Linked DNA regions of Homo sapiens: region 1 is linked to region 2. The links are chromatin loops, found by intact Hi-C in ENCODE. Cell type or tissue: IMR-90. All regions are shown on one strand. Region 1 has its middle 13 kb from the start of LINC00402. Region 2 overlaps KLF12 (KLF transcription factor 12).

Region 1 (5,000 bases), 170 kb before region 2:
GAGGAATGAGTTCAAGAGATCTGTTGTACATCATGCTGATGATGGTTTACAACATTATACTGTACATTTGAAAATAACTAAAAAGAGTAGATTTCAAGTGTTTGCCACAAAAAATGATAGGTATGTGAGCTAATGCCTATGTCAAGTAACTTGATTTCACCATTCCACTTTGTATACATATATCAAAACATCATGTACATAAATATATACAATTTTTACTTGTCAATTAAAACAATAAATAAAATCACTGCTTTAGAAATTAATTAATTAAGACAAAGACTCAAAAATTTTAAAGCATCCTCTTAACAGCTTTGGGAAGATAATAGGATAGTGCCTTATTTTCAAGACAAAAATCTACAATGTGAAAATCCGATGAAGTAAGGAAAGCATTTAAAGCCATTATTCTATACTATAATCAAAATTAATAACTTAAAACATGAATTTAACAGCAACTGGGACATAATTAAAGAAACCATTGCTAGCATATAAGTTTCACTAAAAGAGATTACCAAAACAATGCACAAAAAGGCAAAAAGTAGGAAAATACAGAAGAAAAAATCATGGAAGTTATGCAAGAAGTTTCCAGAAGAGGAAAAAGTCGAAGCAGATGCAATATTTTAAGAGATAATGACTAAGACATTTCCAAAACTAATTAAACACATTAGACTTTTAAAGGTTAAAAAAATCCTAAAATTATTGTTTTAAAAGAAAAGAAGTTTTAAAAGAAAAGAAACTTACACCTGGACACATTTGAGCACAACTGCAGAAAACCAAAGGCAAAGAAGTTTTCGAAGCAGCTAAGAAAAACAGATTACCTTCAAACAACAACAATTACACTGACAGCTGACTCCTCAACACCAGCAATCTTAGAAGACCACGGAATGTTTCCTTCAATGGGCTAATGTGAATTCTATGCACAGCAGAAATACCATTCAAGAATAAGTTTGAGCTAAAGACATTTTTAGAAAGAAAGTAATAAGACCCACATTAAAGAAATTATTTCTTAAACAATTTTTTAAACTTTTTTCTAAAAAAATTTTTTAGTGTTTTAAATAGAATATACTCACCCACAGTTCCTGTAACTCCAATCTTAGGAATGTATCTCAAATAGGACAAGCATAAAAAGATGTACATACAAGGTATATGAATTGCTTATTTTTTCAAAAATTTGAAAGCAAGCAAAATGTACATCAATAGGAGATTATTGAAATGAAATATGATGCATTCATAGTTTGTATTAAGAGGATTATACAGGTCTTTTATACTCACATGGAAATATAGTCTCAGAATTACAATAAGTAGAAAAAAGAAAAAGTAAAAAGCATCTCATGGGTCATTATGTTTCATGTGGTCCAATATGGGTTAAAATTTACAAATCTCAGCCGGGCATGGTGGCTCATGCCTGTAATCCCAGCACTTTGGGAGGTCAAGGCAGGATGATCACTTAAGGTCGGGAGTTCAGGACCAGCCTGGCCAATGTGGTGAAACCTTGTCTCTACAAAAATACACAAATTAGCTAGGCAAGGTGGTGTGCACCTGTAGTCCCAGCTACTTGGGAGGCTGAGGCAGGAGAATCACTTGAACCCAGAGATGGAGCAGTGAGCTGAGGTCACCCCACTGCCCTCCAGCCTGAGTGACAAAGCGAGGCTCCATCTCAAAAAAAAAAAAAAAAACTCTTATTTTTATAAGTTTACATCCAGAAAAGTCAAGAAGCGTATGCATGTAGTCATGATTCCTGGGGTGTGGTATAAGGGGATATTTTCATATTCTCTGTTTTATTTGTATTTTTTACCATCATAATTTTTGATTGGAAAAACAAAAGCTTTTAAGAAGAATCTCATATTTATTGAGACTTTACCATAAAATTATATTTATCCAGCTAACATCATTATGTTAGACTCGTTATCTCATTTGGTTAGGCCATGGTGTTAATGAAGCCTACCCTGAAGTTTTGTTTCCTGTGTAGGTCAATTAGCTCTGCACAGAAAACAAAATGACTCGTTTGTGCATTATCTATTCCCCCAAGGAGCCAGGCTTTCAAGTTTACCTGAGTTCGATGGCAAGAGACATTGCTTGGATGTTGCACAGCATAGAAAATGGAAAAATCAACTCAAACCATGTGAACCTGGGAGGTGCTGGAGGGTGCGGAGCGGGGGCAGTTAGTATGTCTTTCACCTGCAAAGAATGACTCATATCTTACTCTCTTTGAAGGATCTACCTTTGTTTTTCCCAGACAACCGCATTTCCCAGATTTCGTTAGTTAAATCAAAACAAAACTGCACTAATCAAGAAACTCTCATTTCTCGGCACTCCCTTTTCATTTGCCTTATTGTTCCCCACCTTCTCTGATTCAGAGTATGTCCCCCTTTTTCCTATTTTCATTCTAATAATAAAACCTCAAGAGATGGGGACTGACCAAACTACTATCTATTGCCTCAAGAAGGCATTCTAATCTTTTCAGTTCTGGTGAGGAGCATCAGCAATTTGGAGATTTGAGTCTCACAATTTTTTTAAGGCTTGCAGTTTTGCTTCTCAACTTTGCAGCAAGTATAATAAAACCTGGTAACATTTTTTGGCCGCTTGTCTCATATACAGCCTGCCATATAAGCCCACAGCTTCATTCCAATCTGAATATATCACTGTCCATTTACAACCAGAGCCATGGAAGGAATTTGAGCAGCTTGTTGGATTGTTTATATTGAATATATGGAAGAGTTGGGGTTATACATTCCAGCACATCATTGTAAGTGATGTACTATGTAAAATTCTAAACAAGTCATCTCACAATTCTTGAAAGAATATCTAGCATATGAATACATTGTAAGGAGAAACAGATCTTGTAGCATTCTCCATGTTTCTTTTGCAACATGTTCATGGGCTTTGTTTTTGTTTGTTTGTTTTGTTTTTTTGAGACGGAGTCTCACTCTGTCGCCCAGGCTGGAGTGCGGTGGCGCAATCTCGGCTCACTGCAACCTCCGCCTCCCAGGTTCAAGCAATTCTCCTGCCTCAGCCTCCTGAGTAGCTGGGATAACAGGTGCACACCACCACGCCCGGCTAATTTTTGTATTTTTAGTAGAGATGGGCTTTCACCATGTTGGCCAGGCTGGTCTTGAACTTCTGACCTCGTGATCTGCCTGCCTTTGCCTCCCAAAGTGCTAGGATTGCAGTCATGAGCCACCGCGCCCAGCCTGTAGTGGGCCTTTGTGTTAGCAATTAATAATGTTTTAGTTCTCTTTATATTGTGGAGGACATTTTATACTTTTAAAATAGTTGTACTACCAGTAGTGTCTGTAGAGAAGTATTTCTTTATAAAAAAAAAAAAAAGTCATCTATTATGCCACAATGAATGAGGTACACAATCTCTTCAATTGTCCTCTGAATGGGTTTCTTATTTCTATGTGGAATTTCATGTCACACAGTGTCCTGTAAATAAACATTAAAGTCCACCCTTTTCTTTACTTCAAAAAAAAGAATCATCTAACATTTAATGTTCTGATAACCAAGGAAAGAATAGATAAGGTCCCAGAAATTTATGATTTGAGTTTTTCTTTTAGAAATCCCTAGATATGTGTGTATATAAAAGGGAGTCTATTTTTAAAAATAAAAACACAAAAAAGAAATTGCTAGATGTTTTCTCCTGGGGGATATGGAAGAAATATGTGTTAAATAAAATAATTCTCAAGATTTTTTATATATAGGCCGACTCTTAACTTGATAATTAATATAAAGTCATAAATTTCCATAGAAAACTACTTCAGAGGTAGAAGTGCTGAAAAGAAATTCATTGTCAATAAATCACATTTAATTTTGAAACTCTCCTTCCCGTCAAGGTAGGTTAAGACTTCTTGCTACAGAGGATGTTAATTAGGGTGAACATAGATTCCAGTTTCTGAAACAGTCCTAGTTGATTTAAGCCTCTTGGCCCTGTGCATCTATTAATTGCACTCCTTTTTGCTTTTAGCAGTTTGAAACTTCTAATTTTAATAGTTCAGTCACTCCTTTTCATATATTTCTCTTCATTATGTCTCCTGATGTAAACTTCTCTTAGAAATCGAGAATAAATGAAGAATTGAAGAACGCAGAAGCACTATCCTTATCTACCCTGGTCCTTCACCCAGGACACCGGCCAAGGCTCACTCAGGGCTACCATGCTGCCCAATTTTCAGGGATGCCGTCCTCATCAGAATCTCTATGGGCGGTGCTCTCCTTCCTCTTATTGTACCTACGCTGTTGTACATTAACCTGTGGCCAATTTTTTTGTACATTACCCTGTGGCCAATGAAACACTTGAATATTTAAACCTAACCCCACTGAAATTAGTTTAAAATTTTAGATCTAACCACACTGAAATTAGGTTCTCTTCTGTTTGTGTGTGTGTGGGTATTTAAACTTTAAAAAGACTTTTTAAAAGTTTTTTTAACAAAAAGAGAGTGGCAAGGACTTAAAAGTGGAAACGTGATTTCAAATATGGGAGAGATAAAAAGAATTTGAAAGAGTTAGTGGAGTATAGAAAGGTGAATGCCAAGTGCCAAAAGGGAGCCTGCCTGGCAATCCCAGATGGGCTCATTACCTGAATGTGCCCCTTACTACAAAGGAGAGTGGAAGGGGCTCTTGTGTTCATTCCTGAAAGCATGTATGTTGCACTCCATATTCTCTCTACATTCTGGAACACCATGGTGCCTTCCCTAGCCTGTTCTAGCAGAAGCAGAAAATGCTCCAGATTCATGGACACCAGAAACATGGAAAGAAGAAAAGAGATGCTGAAGTGAAAATAGAGGGATAATTAAAAGTCTACACTCAGGACAGTGGGACACCTCCCCACAACCTTTCTGTGTTCCTCAATTCCAAGAACACTAGCCACCAGGCATATAGTCTTCTGGGAGGAGGACTGGAGGAGGAATACTTTTGTTTGTTTTCTGGAAAATCTCTGGTGCAGCGAAATGACAAATAGGTACTGACATGAAGAGGGTACGAGTTCTGCAACAAAATGACCAGATTCC
Region 2 (5,000 bases):
ATTTCTAAGAACATTTTCTTGTTGTTCTGAGAATAACACTTTTTTAATGACGTCCTCTTATTTGGTGAGTGCATTAATAATGTCTGTAATCTCTGTGTGGGGCACTAAGCAGCTTCCTGAAAGCTCTGAGCTAGTCTGTGCTCTTCTCAGCAGAGTCACCTGGCTGGGCTATTATGTGTTGCACCCTTGATGGCAGGAACTGTCTTTAGGCTTGAGTCTAGGGCTAATTAGGTCTTCCATAGAAAAACCTTTCAAGCTTCTGCCTACCATTGTAGACCAGGCTGCCAGCAGTTTGCAATTTGAATGAGAAGAAACTGGACATCTTATCACTCTTTGTTCCCTCACTCTGTTCTTGGTATGATTTTCTCTTGTACAAGATGTCTATGGAGTCTCTCAGTGGAGGCCCTTTGTTTGACTCTGCACTAGCAATAAACTGCTAGACTTCTGGGGCTGAGAAGGACAGTCCTCCAGCTGTGTTCACGAGGATATGTGGAAATCTAACTAATTCTCAAGTGGACTGTCAATCAGTCTTCCTCATTTTAGCTAGACTTTTACCGCCATTTCTGGTCGTAGGGAGCTGAGAGTGTCCCAGATTCTGGGAGGTTTTGTTGGCTGTGTCAGGTTGCTTGTTATTTTTCTTCACAATTGGCCGGCCTCCCTCATTCGGCTTTCCAGGGTCTGCCAAATCATTTCTTCCACTTACTTTTTAACCTTTTCAGAAATCTTGTGCTTATTGACTTATCTCACATTCTGTATCTAAAGAAAAATCTATTCCATCTTACTTTATTTGAATTGGGGAGAGAGTGCAAGTCAAGGTTCATAATCAGTCTGTTTTCTTTACTCAGAAGTCATATTCTAGTTGGCCATTTAAGTTTCCCTTTCTGTCAGTTATTTATGTTTTACCAGGGCTTTGTTGGGTTTCTTGACTTATTTCCTTATCTATTCCAGAATTTAATTCCTTATTAAATTCACATTCTTATGTTAGCAACTTTGGGCCACATGATAAAGCTCTACTCTCAATGGTCTAAAATGTGAAATTAGGTGTTAATATTCTGTTCTCTAAGTATGTGTCATTGCTGTATGGGATTCCCAAAACATAAATACTACAGTGATTTAATGCCTAAAAGTTCTCATTTTGGGAAAAAAAAAACAGTCCTTGAGAGAACAGCAATTATGTAGCATATGATTTGTGATAGTTGTCTTATTGGAAGTTACAGAAACCCAGCTGTGAGAGAGGCTGAGTGTCGCCCAGTCTATTCCTTCCTTTCTTCTTCCGTGACAATAGAATTTTCATTGTGTGTGTGGCTGCTTAGAATAAAGATGACGTATTCCAGCCTCTACATGTGGCCAGCAAGTTCTAGCCAGTGAGATGTAAGCTGATGTATAGTGAGCAGCTTGTAAAGCTGCTCCACCTGTAAAGTCCCCCAGTACATTCCTTTTACTCCACATTGTCCTTCTTTCTTCAGTTCTGTTGCCTGGAATGTGGGTGTGACAGCTGGACGTCTGTCTCAGTGCTATATTGAACCATTTGGGTGTGTCCCACCCTGGGCATGGTGGAGCTATGAGCTGGAATGTACATGAGTTCTGTGAGGCTTGGGGAAGCACAGCTTCCATACCCTTGACTGCCTGACTTTGCACTTGGAATGCGAGAAATAGAAACTTCAGTAATGTCTAAGCCACTGTCCTTTTAAGTTTGCTGACACTTGCAGCCAAACCTAATCTTAAATGATACACTAACTGAAACTTGTTTAATCAAAAAAGCGTTTATGGAATGGGACACGTAAGAGGTGAAGCCGTGTTTAAGAACTGCTGCATGTGGCAATTTGACTAGTATCCTTAGTACTCTCTCTATTCACTTCTTGGTTACTTTATTTATTTTTGCCTCTGTTTGCTTTATCTTAGGCTATCAAAATGTGGCAGCAATACAGCTGCTGGTTGCCTCAAATTTCCATCATAAAGTTTTTTTTTTTTTTTATTTGAGATGGAGTCTCATTATGTCGCCCAGGCTGGAATGCAGTGGCTGGATCTCGGCTCACTGCAAGCTCTGCCTCCCGGGTTCACTCCATTCTCCTACCTCAGCCTCCCGAGTAGCTGGGACTACAAGCCCCCGCCACCACGCCTGGCTAATTTTTTTTTTTTGTATTTTTAGTAGAGACGGGGTTTCGCCGTGTTAGCCAGGATGCTCTCCATCTCCTGACCTCGTGATCTGCCTGCCTCGGCCTCCCAAAATGCTGGGATTATAGGGGTGAGCCACCGCGCCTGGCCTGGCTTTTTAAAGCAAGCACTTTTCTGATAATTTAACACTTGGCCTGGTCACCTATTTCCTAAATCAATCAAGGTGACTAAGGGGCAAATCCTCACAGCTGTTAGGCTTGGGTCATATGACCACTGCTGATGTGGAGGGGAGGGGACATCCTTACCCAAGCATGTAGACTAAGTGGCATTTCTCTGGCATAGAGGAGGACTGGTTGGAGAGGATTCTCGGAAGATAAATATACATCCAGTTGCATTATATACCATTTAGATTTCATAATGCTGTGGTTTAAAAACCAATATATATGTTAATTTCTTGATTTTTTTCCTGTTTTTCAGTAGTTCTTTCCTAAGAAAACAATGAATATTAAAGTCAATAATTTATAGGAGAATCAATGATAGTGAAGAGATAAAAAATAAAATTTAAGATATATAATTTGGTATTTTAAGTCTTATATGGTATAGTAAGGAAAATGCAAAATATTCTTTGCCTTTATAGGACACAGTAGTAATATCAAATGAAAGTATCTGTGGTTAAAAAAATCATAACATTTGTCTAAGTAATGATCATTTATGTTAGTTATAATGAAACATTCCTTCTTAGAGTGGTTGCAGTGTATTTATGCAAACTGTCACAACTACAGTTAAGAAACTAATAATCTTATATGATTCACTTCTGATTGTAATCTCTTACAGTAACTCTCTTTTTTCTAGTATCCTCTCCAAGGGTCCCACCCAGTGACATAGTTGTTCAGTCTTTTTTCTTTTCCTTTCTTCTTTTTTCCTGGATGGAAAAATTCTTTGGAAAGAACCCTCTGAAGTGAAATGGAATGCTTTCCTTTTTCAAAAAAGTGAAAAAAATGAAAGCCTATAATATTTATTTTTAAATTTATTTTAAATTTTTAAGTGGTGTAGCCTTTTAACAAACTATGTGTTTCCATAAACTTCTGAAAAATTTAACCTTGTATGGAAGGCAAGGCAGGAATTTTTAAAAATAAACTTTATTTTTTGGAGTTGTGGATTTGCAGGAAAATTGAGAAGATGGCAAAGAAAGTTCCTGTATACCTGATGCCCAGTTTCCCGTGTTGCTAATATCGTAGGTTGGTATGGGATCTTTGTTTCGATTAGTGAACCAATATTGATACATTAAATAAAAGTTCATATAGTAAGTCCTCATTTAAGTCACAGATAGTTCTTAGAAACCCAGAGTTTAAGTGAAACAACGTCTAAACATGCCAAATTTACTATAGACTGATTGATAGGAACAAGAGTTAAGTTCCTATGGCAAATTTCTGGTTACAGAAATATCACCCAGCTTCTAAATAAGGAACAAAACACTTCTAATATTAACCACTGAAATAAATAGGAGCTATACATACATTTCAGAAAGATTAATAAAAATCAATAAGATAATTACTCAGTTATTCCAGTTCAGGGCGGTGGCCAGAGCCCATCCTGGCAGCTTGGAGCGCAGGGCAGGAACAGCCCTGGACAGGATGCCCTCCCATTGCAGGTGACACACACGCACACTCAATCTGGGACCATGCAGACATGCCAGCTTCCCTAATGGGCACAGCTTTGGAGTGTGGGAGCTCGCTGGACTACCTGGAGAAACCCATGCAAATACGTGGGAGAACATGCAAACTCCACACAGACAGTGGCTTGGGCTGGGGATCTATTTTTTTTTTTTTTTCATTTTCGTCAATGCTGTAATCAAATGATGCTGAACAAAATGATGTTATCTGAGAACCTACTGTACTTTATTCAGATCTCCTCAGTTTTCATCTGCAGTCCCTTTTGAGTTCCAGGATCCTGTCTAGCATACCACATTAGGTTTTGTGATCACATCTGACTCCTCTTGGCTGTGACAATTGTTCAGACTTTCCTTGTGTTCGATGACCTTGGCAGTTTGAGGTGTGCTCGTCGGGTATTTTGTAGAGTGTCTCTCAGTCGAGATTCGTCTGATGCCCTCTCATGTTAAGTCTAGGGTGATGAGTTTTGGGAGGAGGACCACATAGGTAAAGTGCCGTTCTCATTACATCACATCAAGGGTACATACTGTCAAAATGACTTATCATCTCCATACTGACATTGATTACCTGGCTGAAATAGGGGTTGTCAGCTTTCTCCACTGTAAAGTTGTTCTTTTCCGTAATAAAGGATTATGGTCTTTATTACTGTTCTCTTGGAAGGAAGCCACTGTGTGGACCCCACACTTCAGAAGTAAGGAATTATACTCCACCTCCTTGGGTGTGAAGTATACACATAAATTATTTGGAATTATTCTGCTTAGGAGATTTGTCTCATCCCCCTTATCTATCTACCTACCTATCACATCATTTTTATATCAGTGTGGATTCATGGATATTTATTTTATATTGTGGATTATAATCCAGTACAACTTTATTTTGTTGCCCAATTTGTTTTAGCTTTGGCCATTGGTAACTTTTTTTTTTTTTTTGAGACTTTCTGTTTTTGAGATGGAGTTTCACTTTGTCACCCAGGCTGGAGTGCAGTGGCGTGATCTTGGCTTACCGCAACCTCTGCCTCCCGGGTTCAAGCGAATCCCTTGCCTCAGCCTCCCGAGCAGCTGGGACTACAGGCGCCCGCCACTACATCTGGCAAATTTTTTGTATTTTAGTAGAGACGGGGTTTCACCATGTTGGTCAGGATGGTCTCGATCTCCTGACCTCGTGATTCACCTGCCTTGGCCTCCCAAAGTGCTGGGATTACAGACGTGAGCCACC

The links. Hi-C counts contacts between places; a loop is a spot of excess contacts. Peaks named below come from ENCODE experiments on the same cell type or tissue, not always from the same donor. Only the 100,000 strongest peaks of a DNase experiment are listed, where the experiment ranks them.
Region 1: a loop joins it to region 2, with 4 times the contacts of the local background. A loop is called at or near these places in 2 of 110 quality-filtered maps.

The regions. Positions count from the first base shown.
Region 1 is chr13:74,215,636-74,220,635 of GRCh38, reverse strand. It overlaps a transcript of KLF12 not described here. Among named protein-coding and RNA genes, the nearest start is that of LINC00402, 13 kb to the left of the region's middle. In IMR-90, no CTCF peak of the experiment used is centred here; a DNase peak (open chromatin) is centred at 2,655; H3K27ac peaks cover 2,837 bases.
Region 2 is chr13:74,044,575-74,049,574 of GRCh38, reverse strand. The region is part of intron 1 of KLF12 (KLF transcription factor 12); the gene reads left to right. Among named protein-coding and RNA genes, the nearest start is that of KLF12, 87 kb to the left of the region's middle. In IMR-90, no CTCF peak of the experiment used is centred here; no DNase peak of the experiment used is centred here.